2 separate regions of the Homo sapiens genome follow, and region 2 is linked to region 1. A link is a contact called in ENCODE Hi-C or POLR2A ChIA-PET data. All regions are on one chromosome and are shown on one strand. Each heading gives the region's core, a stretch centred on a gene start or an enhancer-like site at or near the end of the contact. The rest is flanking DNA. Distances are from core to core; before and after follow the strand shown. Region 1 overlaps LOC105371908 (a long non-coding RNA gene). Region 2 has its middle 4.3 kb from the start of LINC01987.

Evidence for each region. Hi-C counts contacts between places; a loop is a spot of excess contacts on that map. ChIA-PET counts read pairs that join two places held with the same protein, here RNA polymerase II (POLR2A). Pooled maps may share reads with other maps.
Region 2: a pooled map shows a loop between it and region 1 (2.1-fold over the local background). The contact joins two enhancer-like sites. A Hi-C loop is called at or near these places in 1 of 168 maps with a recorded cell type or tissue (heart right ventricle) and 3 of 50 pooled maps. POLR2A ChIA-PET finds 5 or more read pairs at or near these places in 4 of 52 experiments (B cell, H1, HEK293 and 1 more).

The regions. Positions count from the first base shown.
Region 1 is chr17:77,792,743-77,798,064 of GRCh38, forward strand. It overlaps LOC105371908 (a long non-coding RNA gene), which reads right to left. Exons shown (of 4, transcript XR_935001.2): 4 at 4,914-5,322. Among named protein-coding and RNA genes, the nearest start is that of LINC01987, 67 kb to the left of the region's middle. RefSeq lists an enhancer at 4,137-4,636. Within about 2 kb of position 3,814, at least 2 of the 41 ENCODE cell types and tissues checked have a DNase peak (open chromatin) inside an H3K27ac peak, as active enhancers do.
Region 2 is chr17:77,729,877-77,735,751 of GRCh38, forward strand. No RefSeq gene overlaps it. Among named protein-coding and RNA genes, the nearest start is that of LINC01987, 4.3 kb to the left of the region's middle. Within about 2 kb of position 4,540, at least 20 of the 41 ENCODE cell types and tissues checked have a DNase peak (open chromatin) inside an H3K27ac peak, as active enhancers do.

The DNA.
Region 1 (5,322 bases), core at 2,564-5,063:
CAGCCGCGATGTGGGGGGGATAAGTGGCCCTGGGGTGGGGAGTGGGGAGGATGCCACCGAGAAGTCATGAACAAAGCCCCCCACCCACTCTCACGGCCTGCCAGGTAGAAGCCTGGAGCTCCTTACCCAGGTCTCAGTGAGTGTGAGGTCATTCTCCCGGGTCCGTGGCTGCTCACTCGTGCTGTGAGTTGCCAAGACCCGGGGTGATCTTATTTTGGAGACATTTGCCCCAGCCTCCAAAGCAAGGCATTCCAAAGTACAGGCTTCCACGCTGGACAGGTAGACCAGCTGCAGTCATCTGCCCTTGGTTATCCTCACATCCACGGTTTTCATTTGAACTGTCTTTATCAGGCACACAGAAGCCGCTTCTGAATTCCCTCGCAGCCTCCGTGTATCAGAGACCCAGTGCCAGCCTGGGCCGCCGGGGCTTGAGATGAGCGCTCTTCCTCCCTCCCGACCCCAGCCTGATGCCCCAAAGCCCTCCAGAGGAAATCAAAGCTGGCGAGAGCCACGCGGATGTTCAGAAGAAGTCTCTTATCCCGGCAGCCTTTCACAGGCTGTGGGGCCTCGTGCCCTCTGCCCCCCGACGCCGTGAGAGGCCGGCAGCCAATTCGCGGCATTGTCTGAAACCCCTGCGTGGTGCCATTGCCGCCGTCTTTCATCCCTTTTGGCAAAGAACCCGCGCCATCGGGTCCTCTGAAGTGCGGGAGACGGATCGCTGATCTGCCGGGGAATGTGCTCTACAAGGTTAAGCATGTTTGCCCAAGAAATACGGATAATGCTCTTAGCACGTATGACCTTTACGATATGTGGAACACTGTCCGTGACAAAAATGCCATTTTTTAAATGGTTTTCACGCCGGGGTATCCAGCCATTAATCATGCTGCATATGAGTGACTGTAGGGGCTGCCTAGAAAATCCTAGAGCCCCACGTTAGATTCCTGGCGGGCCAAGGGCTGTGTGTGAACCTTGACTTCATTAGGATCTGCACCGCCGATGGCTTCCTGGGCTGGGTGGCCCCCGGGGGCTCCTGCAAAAGAGCCTGGCTTCTCAGCACCTTCACAGGAGTGGCCACGGGCTCCTTATTTTAAGGTGTCTTTGTGTCCTTGGAGCTGATAAATAACTCATTTTGGATGCCTCTGCTGAGCCTGCATATTTAGTGCCCACGAACTGCATCTCAGATGCTGGAGGCTATGCCGCCCCTCTCCCTCCCTCTCCCGGCTGCAGAGCTGGGCATTGCTCAGTAGGGGAATGGCTGATGCTGGGCGCCGGCCTGATTGGAGGGAAGTGATAGAATTCAGGATTTTTACTTCCAAAAAGGCATTTTCCAGGGTCAGCCAGTTAATACCTGCACAGCCCCAGTCAGAGAGCCCCCAGACGCCTGTGGGTCCCAAGCACGAGAAAATGAGTCTGGTCTGTGTCGAGAGGCACTGGGTGTGCAGAACACACACAGGATTTCAAAAGCTTGATATAAAAAGCACAAACTACCTCATTCATAATTTTCACACTGATTAGATGTTGAAATGATAATGTTTTGGAGATACTGGGTTAGATCATATGTATTATTAAACTTAACTTTACCTTTTCTTTTTGACTTATTTCTTGTGGCCACTAGAAAGTTTAAAATTGCCGACGTGGCTTGCATCTTACCTCTGTCAGAAGCTCAGGCCACACACCCATGCAGAGACCCACCCTGGGAGTGGAGAAGTGGATGGAAGGACAGAAGAGAAGGCCCTTCCATGCCCTGGGGGCAGGGTGCTCCCAATCCCATTGCGGGGAAGGAGTGCTCACACAAGCACCTGTGCAACTGGCACCTTTTGGGGTCTGTTTGTGTTTTCCAGGCCTGACACTGGGGCAAGGAAAAGCCAAGACACATCGCACTTTATTAATCAACATTTAGTGATGCTTTTGGAGACAGGCAGAGGGAGCAAGGGGTGTCCTGAGTCCCCCTTTGGAAGGGAATGGGGATAGGGAGCAGGCAGCGGGCAGTGGGCACAGACAACCAGCAGTGCCCACCCAGATGATGCACTAATCTTCCCTCCCCCACCTCCCCTCCCCCGCAGTTTGATGCTTGGCTCTGTCCTGGTGGACTTCTTAAACCTGCACCAAGCGGCTGCTACTGCTGACCCCAGGGATGTCCTGACACTTTCTGGGTGGCCTCCAAGCCACATGCAAATATAACCCAATTTCCACCACTGTCTGAGGAAGGATGTGGGAAGTGCTGGTCCCCCCTGCAGCCCTCACCAATCTCCCCAGTGACCACACGGGAGCATCTCTCCATCACAGCCACTCTGGACCCATTGCAGACACAGGAAGAGTAACAGCATCCCAGCCTGGCGGCGTCAGACGGTTTGGCAGAGTCCCTGTGCACCAGATCCAGTGTTAGGTGCTGAGGATTCACAGCAAACGCATAACCCCTGGACCAGCATGTGAAGTGATCATCCCAAACCCATCATGAGAGACCAAAGGGGGTCTTGGGATTCCTAAGGGCATTTAGCCCAACCTAAGGATTTGAAAATGTACCTGCCGGACATGGAGAAACTGGCACCTTGGGTGTTTTAAAGGACAAATTGTAGGTACACAGGAAAAGAGAAGTGGGAGGGGCATAGAGGCAGGATATTGTAGAAGTAAGTGCTGATGAATGTGGGAGGGTCAACTGTGGGCAGTCTGTAGTGCAGGTGACGGTGGACTATACAGGCTAAGGCAGGGAGCGGCAGGAGACAAGGCCGGGAGAGTCACTGGGGTCTGGGGAAGGTCAGAAGGAGCCTTGAATGGCATACTCAGGATTCGATCTCCCTCCAATAGGCAAAGGGTGCCACCAAAGGGCTCTGAGCTGGGTGAGCGGCTTTGATTTAGAGTTTCCAGAAATGGCTCCGGCATCAGGGCATGAAGGAGGATTAACACCAAAGGCACAAAGTTTGGGACCTGAACTAGGACATTGGTATTAGGAAGAGAAAAGAGACAAATATCTAAGAAATATTTAAAAGATGTAACTGGCCAGACCAGGCATCAGAGTCAACATGGTGGGCAAGGAAGAGCTGCCATTGTGTGTCTCCCGGATATGGGCTCTGATCTCCAGGTCAGAGAAAACTGCAGGCTGGCCTCAGTAGATCCCAGAGGCAGAAGCGACATCCACCAAGCCTGCCTCACTGGGCTGGAGCAGCCTGGCATCTGTGCACCAGCCTCCTGCTGACCTCTCACCGGCTGTCAGGACAGCCCAGGGCAGAGAGGTGACATCCAGGCTACCCGAGGCAGCAGGTCAAACCCAGCTAAGTAACTAAATAAAGATATGATTGTAATGATGATTAAATATGAAGCACCTCATTAATTTCATGTGAGAGGTGGGGAAAACACAAGATAGCCCTTCCTCGAAACTCATTGTTTGCCTGGCCCTGAGACATCCCCACGCGATGTCTTGTTGGGTCTAATTTAAGTATGTACATTTAATGGTTCAGTAAGTAAAATTGCCTTTATTGTTTGGAATGGTTTTTGCAATAATTTATGGGCTTGGCTGGTTCATTTGACGGGTCCCTATGATGGAGTACGTGTCGGCCCTGAAGCGGGTATTTATATAAAGCACTCAGGGAGAATTCAGCCCTGCGGCCCTGAACATCATATTCCCAGGCAGCAAGGGAGACTGGTGGAGGCCACCCTGACCCGGGAGAGGCAGCTGCATACACCCAGGACCGCTGCAGCTTTGGGCACCCTGGAGGGTTGAGGGGCAGGAGCCCAGTGAGCCTAAACCCTTTATTCTTTGGTTCTGAAGTGCCCTGGCAGTGCAACTTGGCACACAGAAACTGGAAAGAATGAGAAGCACTCGGAATGGGCAAAAACCTAGATGTTTTCCCACCCACTTGCCCTGGCCGCCAAGGCCTGAGTCATCCATCACCCACTTTCTGACCCAGCCTGCATCTTGGTCCTCCTCCTTGGATTCTGGGAGGAGAGGGGAGGTTTCCATTGCTAGCCCCAACCCTGGCAAACACTCCACACCCATGCCTGCTGGGGGCAGCTGGGGACAGCTGGGAATGGGGAAACTCATCCACAGAGAATAAAGGGCCAGCAAGTGATGAGTGGACATGACCAGCAAATGGGCCAGGCCCAGGAATGGATCCTGACCCAGTCTGAGGAGGGGCCAGGGCCGGGGCAGGGGCCAGCTGGAGGACCAGAGGGAGGGTCCAGATGGGACCCAGGGTGTCCATCTCACTGGGGACGAGGCAAACGCAGCTACCATGAGAAGATGGAGGTCTGGGAGGCAGGGCCCCGAGGCTCTTCCACACATGATGGATTTACTAGGTGGGGGGATAGAGTAGGTTGTAGCAGAAATTTGATCCTCTTTCATTTTGCCCTGGGGTAACTGGTGAACAGTCTTGAGCTCCTGCCAGCTGGAGCCAAAGAGGGGGAGCTCAGGGACGGCAGGTCGTTTTATGCCGTTGATCAATTCCTTGACCCTGCCCCTCCATTCTTTTTCCATCTCCTCCCCCTGTACTTTTGAGCCCTCCTCACTCTTGAAAAAAAAAAAAAGCCAGTACTGGAAATTAAAATTGGGTAGACAGAGAACCATTTACCGCTTTGATTACCTAACTTCTTTCTTGAGCCGATGGTAAACTAGCCCAAGTTTAAAATATCCCACCTTTGGGCCTGGAGCTGTGGCTCCCACCTTGGGAGGCCAAGGCAGGCAGATCATTTGAGATCAGGAGTTTGAGACCAGGCTAACCAACGTGGTGAAACCCCATCTCTACTAAAAATACAAAAATTAGCCGGGTGTGGTGACCCATTCCTGTAATCCCAGCTACTCAGGAGGCTAAGGCAGGAGAATCACTTGAGCCCGGGAGGTGGAGGTTGCAGTGAGCCGAGATCACGCCACAGCACTCCAGCCCAGGTGACAGAGTGAGACTCCATCTCAAAAAAAAAAATCAAATAAAAAAATAAAACATCCCACCTTTAAAGGGCACAGACATTTTTAATCTGGTCTCAATGATGCTGCTACTGGCACACAGCAAATGGGTGGTGCCTCCAGAGGGAAGGACGGCAAGTGTGGTCCGGGAGCTGATAAGATGCCTCCCTCCCTGCACTCAGCTCCGGCCAGCAGCCTCCTTATTCTGGGAGGGGGCTTCTGTGGACTCCACTGAGCCCCCCACACTCTGTCCATGTTCAGGTTCACCGACAGCATCAGGTTCCATTCCTCCCTCTGCCTCCCCTTCCTCCCCTCATGATTGACCCTGTGGTGAGAGAGGGTGGTGACTCAAGATGCACAACACCTCTCGATTTTCCACTGAGCATGCACTGTGTGGACTATCTAAAGTCAATGTGTGCTTCCAGACC
Region 2 (5,875 bases), core at 3,290-5,789, 62 kb before region 1:
ACTTAAGGCCTTCGGCTGAATATTGATCAGTGCATGCATATGAGAAAATTACTAAGGCTGTGGAAAAGGAAAGTAGCAGATAGAAGAACCCCAGGAGCTCACAAAGGCTGGAGAATATCTTACATGCCCAACAGCCAGTGGAAAGACCTCCTCACCCAGGAAATACCAAGCAGAGTCCTCAGAAAGGCATTGCTTCAGAAGAGGGACTAAATTAGCCCTAGACTAAAGGTTGTTCTAAACGTGTGAAACAAAGCTTAAAAGTAATACTTGAAGAAAAATCAGATTGTTTCCAAGTAACTTAACTATGAACTAGAAAAAGAGTACGAATATATTTAAAGGAATAATTAGAGGAATTAACAATGTCTGGCATCCAATTAAAAATTAGCAGACATGCAAAGAAGCAGGAACTAGGCTCTACAGCCAGAAGAAAAGCAGTTCATAGAAACAAACCAGTAAATGACAAAGATCATAAGTTTAGTACACAAGGGCCTTAAAGCAACTATTATAAAAATAATGTATATGTTCAAGAAAGTAGAGGTAAACATAAACATGATGAGAGAAATAGAAGATAACATATATATTTTAAATCTAAATAAAACTTTTAAAAGTAAAAAGAAAACTGAGATGAAAAATATTGTGGATGGGATCAACAACAGATTAGACACAGAAGAAGAAGGAATAGTTAAATTGAAGACATAAGAATAGAAACAATTCAAAAGGAACTTTAGGGAGAAAAATAATTGAAAAAATAAACAAAACATTAGTGAAGTGCAGGACAACATCAAACAATGTAATGTATGTATAGTTAACATCCCAGAAGGAGCAGAGAGAGAGAGAAAAGGACAGAAGAAAATTAATGACAAAAAATTTAATATGTGATGAAATCAATAAACCACAGATCCAAGAAAATCAATGAAGCTCAAGACAAGAAAACATGAAGAAAACCACACCAAGCCACCACATAATCAAATCATGAATAACCAGTAATAAAGAAAAAAACCTTGAAAGCAGCCAAAGAAAAAAGGATGGATAAATAAATTATGTTTATCTAATAATAAATACACAGGAAAAATATAAAAATGACAGCAGACTTCTCATCAGAAACAACACAAATCATAAGACATTGGAGCTAAAGTTCAGAAAGGGTGAGCAAATATCAATTTAAAACAATACCTTGTGAAAATAGCTTTTTAAATGAAGGTAAAATGGAGAATTTTCCAGGCATAAACAGAAATAATTTATTACCAGCAAACAAGCACCATACAAATTTTTTAAGGAAGTCCTTCAGGTAGAAGGAAAATGATATCAGATGGAAATTTATATCTACACAAAGGAATCAAAGATATCAGAAATGGAAAATATTTGCAAAATATAAAAATAACAATTTTCTTATGTTTTAAATCTCTTTAAAAGATAACCAAGACAAAAATAACAACAATAACAAGATATTGGAGTTTATCACATACTTTTGAGATTCATACATGCTGTTTCACATATCAACAGTTTGCTATTTTTATTGCTGAGTAATATTCCAATCTGTGAATATACCATAATTTGTTTATCCATTCACTAGTTGATGGAAGCTTTAGATGTTTCCAGTTTGCAGCTGTAATGAACAAAGCTGCTGTAAATATTCACATACAGTTTTATGGGGGCATATGCTTTCATTCCTCTTGGGTAAAAACTGGGGAGTAAAACTGCTGGGTTGTATGATAAGCGTATGTTAACTTTTTAAGAAACTGCCAAACTGCACCATGGAATGTCTGCACCATTTTGCATTCTCCCCAGAAGTACATGAGAGTTCCAGTTGCTCCACATTAACACCAAAACTTGGTATTCCCAGGCCTAGCACAGTGGCTCATGTCTGTAATCCCAGCACTTTGGGAGGCCGAGGTGGACCGATTACTTGAGGTCAGGAGTTTGAGACCAGCTTAGCCAACATGGTGAAACCCCATCTCTACTAAAAATATGAAAAATTAGCCAGGTATGATTGTCCATGCCTGTAATCCCTGCTACTCAGAAGGCTGAGGCATGAAAATTGCTTGAGGCTGGGAGGCGGAGGTTGCAGTGAGCCAGGATCGCACCATTGCACTCCAGCCCAGGCAACAGAGGGAAACGGTCTCAAAAAACAAAAACAAAAAAAACTTGGTATTACCAGTCTTTTGAACTTCAGTTGCTTTAATGCACATATGAATTTTGTATATGTGTTTTAATGTTCTTGCTTCACTGTGGCTTTAATGTGCATTTCCCCAATAACTAGGGATGTTGAGCATCATTTCATGTGCTTGCCATTCATATATCTTCTGTGGTCAAGAATCTGCTTAAATCTTTCCCCCATTCATGGGGTAGGGTGTTAACCGCTTTATCGTTGAGTTATAAGAGTTCTTTGTACATTCTGAGCACAAATCATTTATCAGAGATATGTTTTTCAAATGTTTCCCTCCAGTCTGTGTTTGTCTTTTCACAGTGAGGGGCAAAATTTTCAGTTTTGTTAAAATATGACTGATCAATTTTTTCCTTTTGTAGTTTGTGCTTTATGTGTCCCATCTTTGCCTAAGCCAAGGTTACTAAGATTTTCTTCCTATGTTTTCTTCTAAAATTTGTATATCTTTAGCACTTATATTTAGATTTAAAAATCCATTTCAAGCTTTTGTATATAAGGTGAGTTAGGAATTGAGGCTTTAAAAAAATATGGTTATCCAGTTGATTCAGAACTATTTGGTGAAAAGACTATATTGAATTTATTTGGCATGTATGTATTAATAGAAGTAAAATATATGACAATAGCACAAATGCTAGGAGAGGGAGAACTGAAAAGACATTGCTTTAGGGTTCTTAAATCATACACAAAGCAGCATAACATTATTTGAAGGTAGACTTCGATTAAAAGGTGTGTTATGTAAACTTAAAAGCAATGATTTTTTTAATAAGGTATAGTTAATAAGGCAACAGAGAAGATTACATGGAATCATAAAAAATACCAAATCTGTCAAAACAAGGCAGAAATGAAAGGAAAAGAAAACAAAGAACAGATGGGACAAATATAAAACAAATAGCAAGATGGGCAGATTTAAACCCAACCATAGTAATAGTCACATTAAACGTGAATAACCTAAACACCTCAGTTAAAAGGCAGAGATTGTTCTGCGAGGGTGGGAGTAGAGAAACACTGTATCATTCAATCCCTGGTAACCAAAATTCAACAAGAGACATGGTAAGGTCAAGATATAATGTTTAAGAAATTATCTGTGTCATACTGGTGGGACAGCCACATCAAATCTAGTCCTAAATCCCCTGGTGGAACAGCCACATCAAATCTAGTCCTGAGTCCCTTGGCAGCAGAGATACAGCAAGCTAAATAACCACCTCCACCTTCCCACCATCTTTTCCCCAGAAAGCAGGGAAGAGAAACCTTGTCTTCAGATTCCCAAATGATTAACTGGGGAGAGAAGGGGGTCTGTGGTCAGTAGGTGAGACTCTATCTGCAGACTTTCCATGAAAATACTTGATAGAGGTTAAGTTGGAGAGAGGGGAATGTTAAATTGGAAATTCAAAGTTGGTCTTTCTGTAGCTCAAGCCATGACACGAACCCAAACAATGTTCATAATGATTCTCTCAGTAACCATATAAGAAGAATGACTGTATCACCCAGCAAAGCAGACCCTGGAAACAATTCTTTTTTTAATCTAGTACTCAAACGAAAGGTAGATGAATTCAGATTTTTGTAGCAGTCCATCTTTGAACTCCAGGTTGGTCAAATTGCCTTTCTCTGAGCTTCCCCAGCTTTCTCTGCTCTGCTCCACACCCAGCACCACATACACTACCTTGAGGTGATTTTGACATCATACTTGTGCACATCTGAGCTCCATGCTCTGTGACACGGGGGATGGTCTTACTCAGAACAGCAACCCCAGGGCTTTGACCAGAGCCTGACACATGCATGGCAGAGGCTCAGTAAATATCCCTTGACTGATTGACACCCTCAATGTAGGGTTTGTGTTCGTTTCTCTTCCTGGGGCTCAATAAGAATAATGCATGTGGATTTAGGCTGCAGCCAAAACAATGGAAGTAGAACGTTAGGGTGATCATTGCAGCAAAAGTTGTTTGGTCTTTGTTTTTTGTTTTGTTTCATTTTTGAAGCACGGGGCCAGTTGCTGAAGACAAGAGCAGCCCTGATCAACAGAACATTCTGCAATGATGGCAACACCCTACCCGCACCATCCAGGGTGGCAACCACCAGCCACTGGTGGCTGCTGAGCACTTGAGATGGCAAACGAGGAACTGAATTTTACATTTTCTTTCATTTCATCTCATTTAGGCTTAAATAGCTGCATGTGACTAGTGGTTTCTGCACTGGATGGCACAGCCCTGGAGGCTGTCCCCTTCCTCGGTGTGCTCCTACCGGTGGGGCCTGATGAATGTTGGGGGGAGGGGACAGACACCCCCATCTGTTGAACTGGCAAGTGCGGGCGGGGGAGAGGAGGAATTGACCTCCAAACAGCTGGCTTTGTTCTAGGCAGAGTACCATTCCCCCATCTCCCACCACCTCCCCAGGCCCTGGCACGTGGCACTGCGTTGGACACTTGGCACATAGGACTTCTCTGCGTGCCAACTCCCCCGCCTGCCTTCCTCCCTCCTTAATTAACTCTGCAGCAGCAACTTTGTTTCCCTTTGCCAAGATCGGGAGAGGGTCCTGGCATGTGCCAGCAGGGCTGAGAGCACAGGAACAGACCCGCACGGCCTGGCTCCACCCCCTCGCTGGGCTCTAGGAGCCTCCCCAGCCCACCAGAGAGCCTCGGGTCCCAGGCAGGCCACTGGCAGGCCACTGACAGTCCCTGGGCTTTGCCTGTGAGTTAAGCCGGGAGTTGAGTAATTGCTGGCTGGGTTCTGGCTCCTCCCAGGATTCAGCTGGGGGCTAGAAGATGTCTCCATCCCGGGAAACCTGGCAGTCAGCCCAGGGGGCGGGGCTGAGCGGGAGTGGGGGAAGGAGGCCCCTGGGCAGCTCGGTGCCTCTCTCCCCACTCTGCCCTCCCGTCTCTGATGGGCACCAGCGCTCCCTGCTGAGAGAAGCTCCAGCTTGGGAGACGCCTGTGTTTCTCTCTAATAACCAGGGGGCTCCTACCTGCCCTGCCTGCCCTGCTAAACTTCCCGCTGCCCCTCCAGCCTAGGTCTTGCCACAGAGGCATCTGGTCGTCAGCACAGACCAGGCCCACCTGAGGGGGTTGACAGACATGCAGATTTCCAGGCCCAAACCCGGCTATTGCCACCCAACCATCTGGAACAGAACTGGGGACTCTGCATGTTTAACCATCCCCCACGGCGATCCTGGGACTGGCCACCCTGTAGCTCCCAGCTAGGCAGGGGCCAGGCTGCAAGGGGCCCTGCCTCAGCTCCTGCAGGCCGCAGAGGTACCGACTGGTCAACAGAAGCCCGGGGGTCGAAAAGGGACCTCCCCATGCCTGCTGGTTAGAAGATAAAGACGAAGAGTCTCTCTTTGGCTCACAGCCAGGATGAGGAGTCCGTAGGTAGAAGGAGGAGTCTCACAGTCCCTCCCCTGCCCCTAAGCCTCTGCAGAAGTGAGGATCCTGCTCTGAGGAGGAGGATCTACCCAGCAAGGGCCATGCCAGTATTTAACAGCCCAGCCTCCCTTCCTCCAGTGCAGGGCAAGCCTGTCTGCGCTTGCTTCCCCCTCAGGGATGATGTAGAAAAACCCTGTGACCCTGGCCCCTCCAGTCCTGCAGGTGGTCGGGAAGCCCTGCCTGCTTCTGGCCCAGTCCCTGGCTGGAGCTGGAGGCCCTGTTCAATGGGCAGGTGCTGCGTGGAAGACAAGGAACCTCTTCACACGGAGGGCACTCCAGCCTGCCAGGCCCAGCCT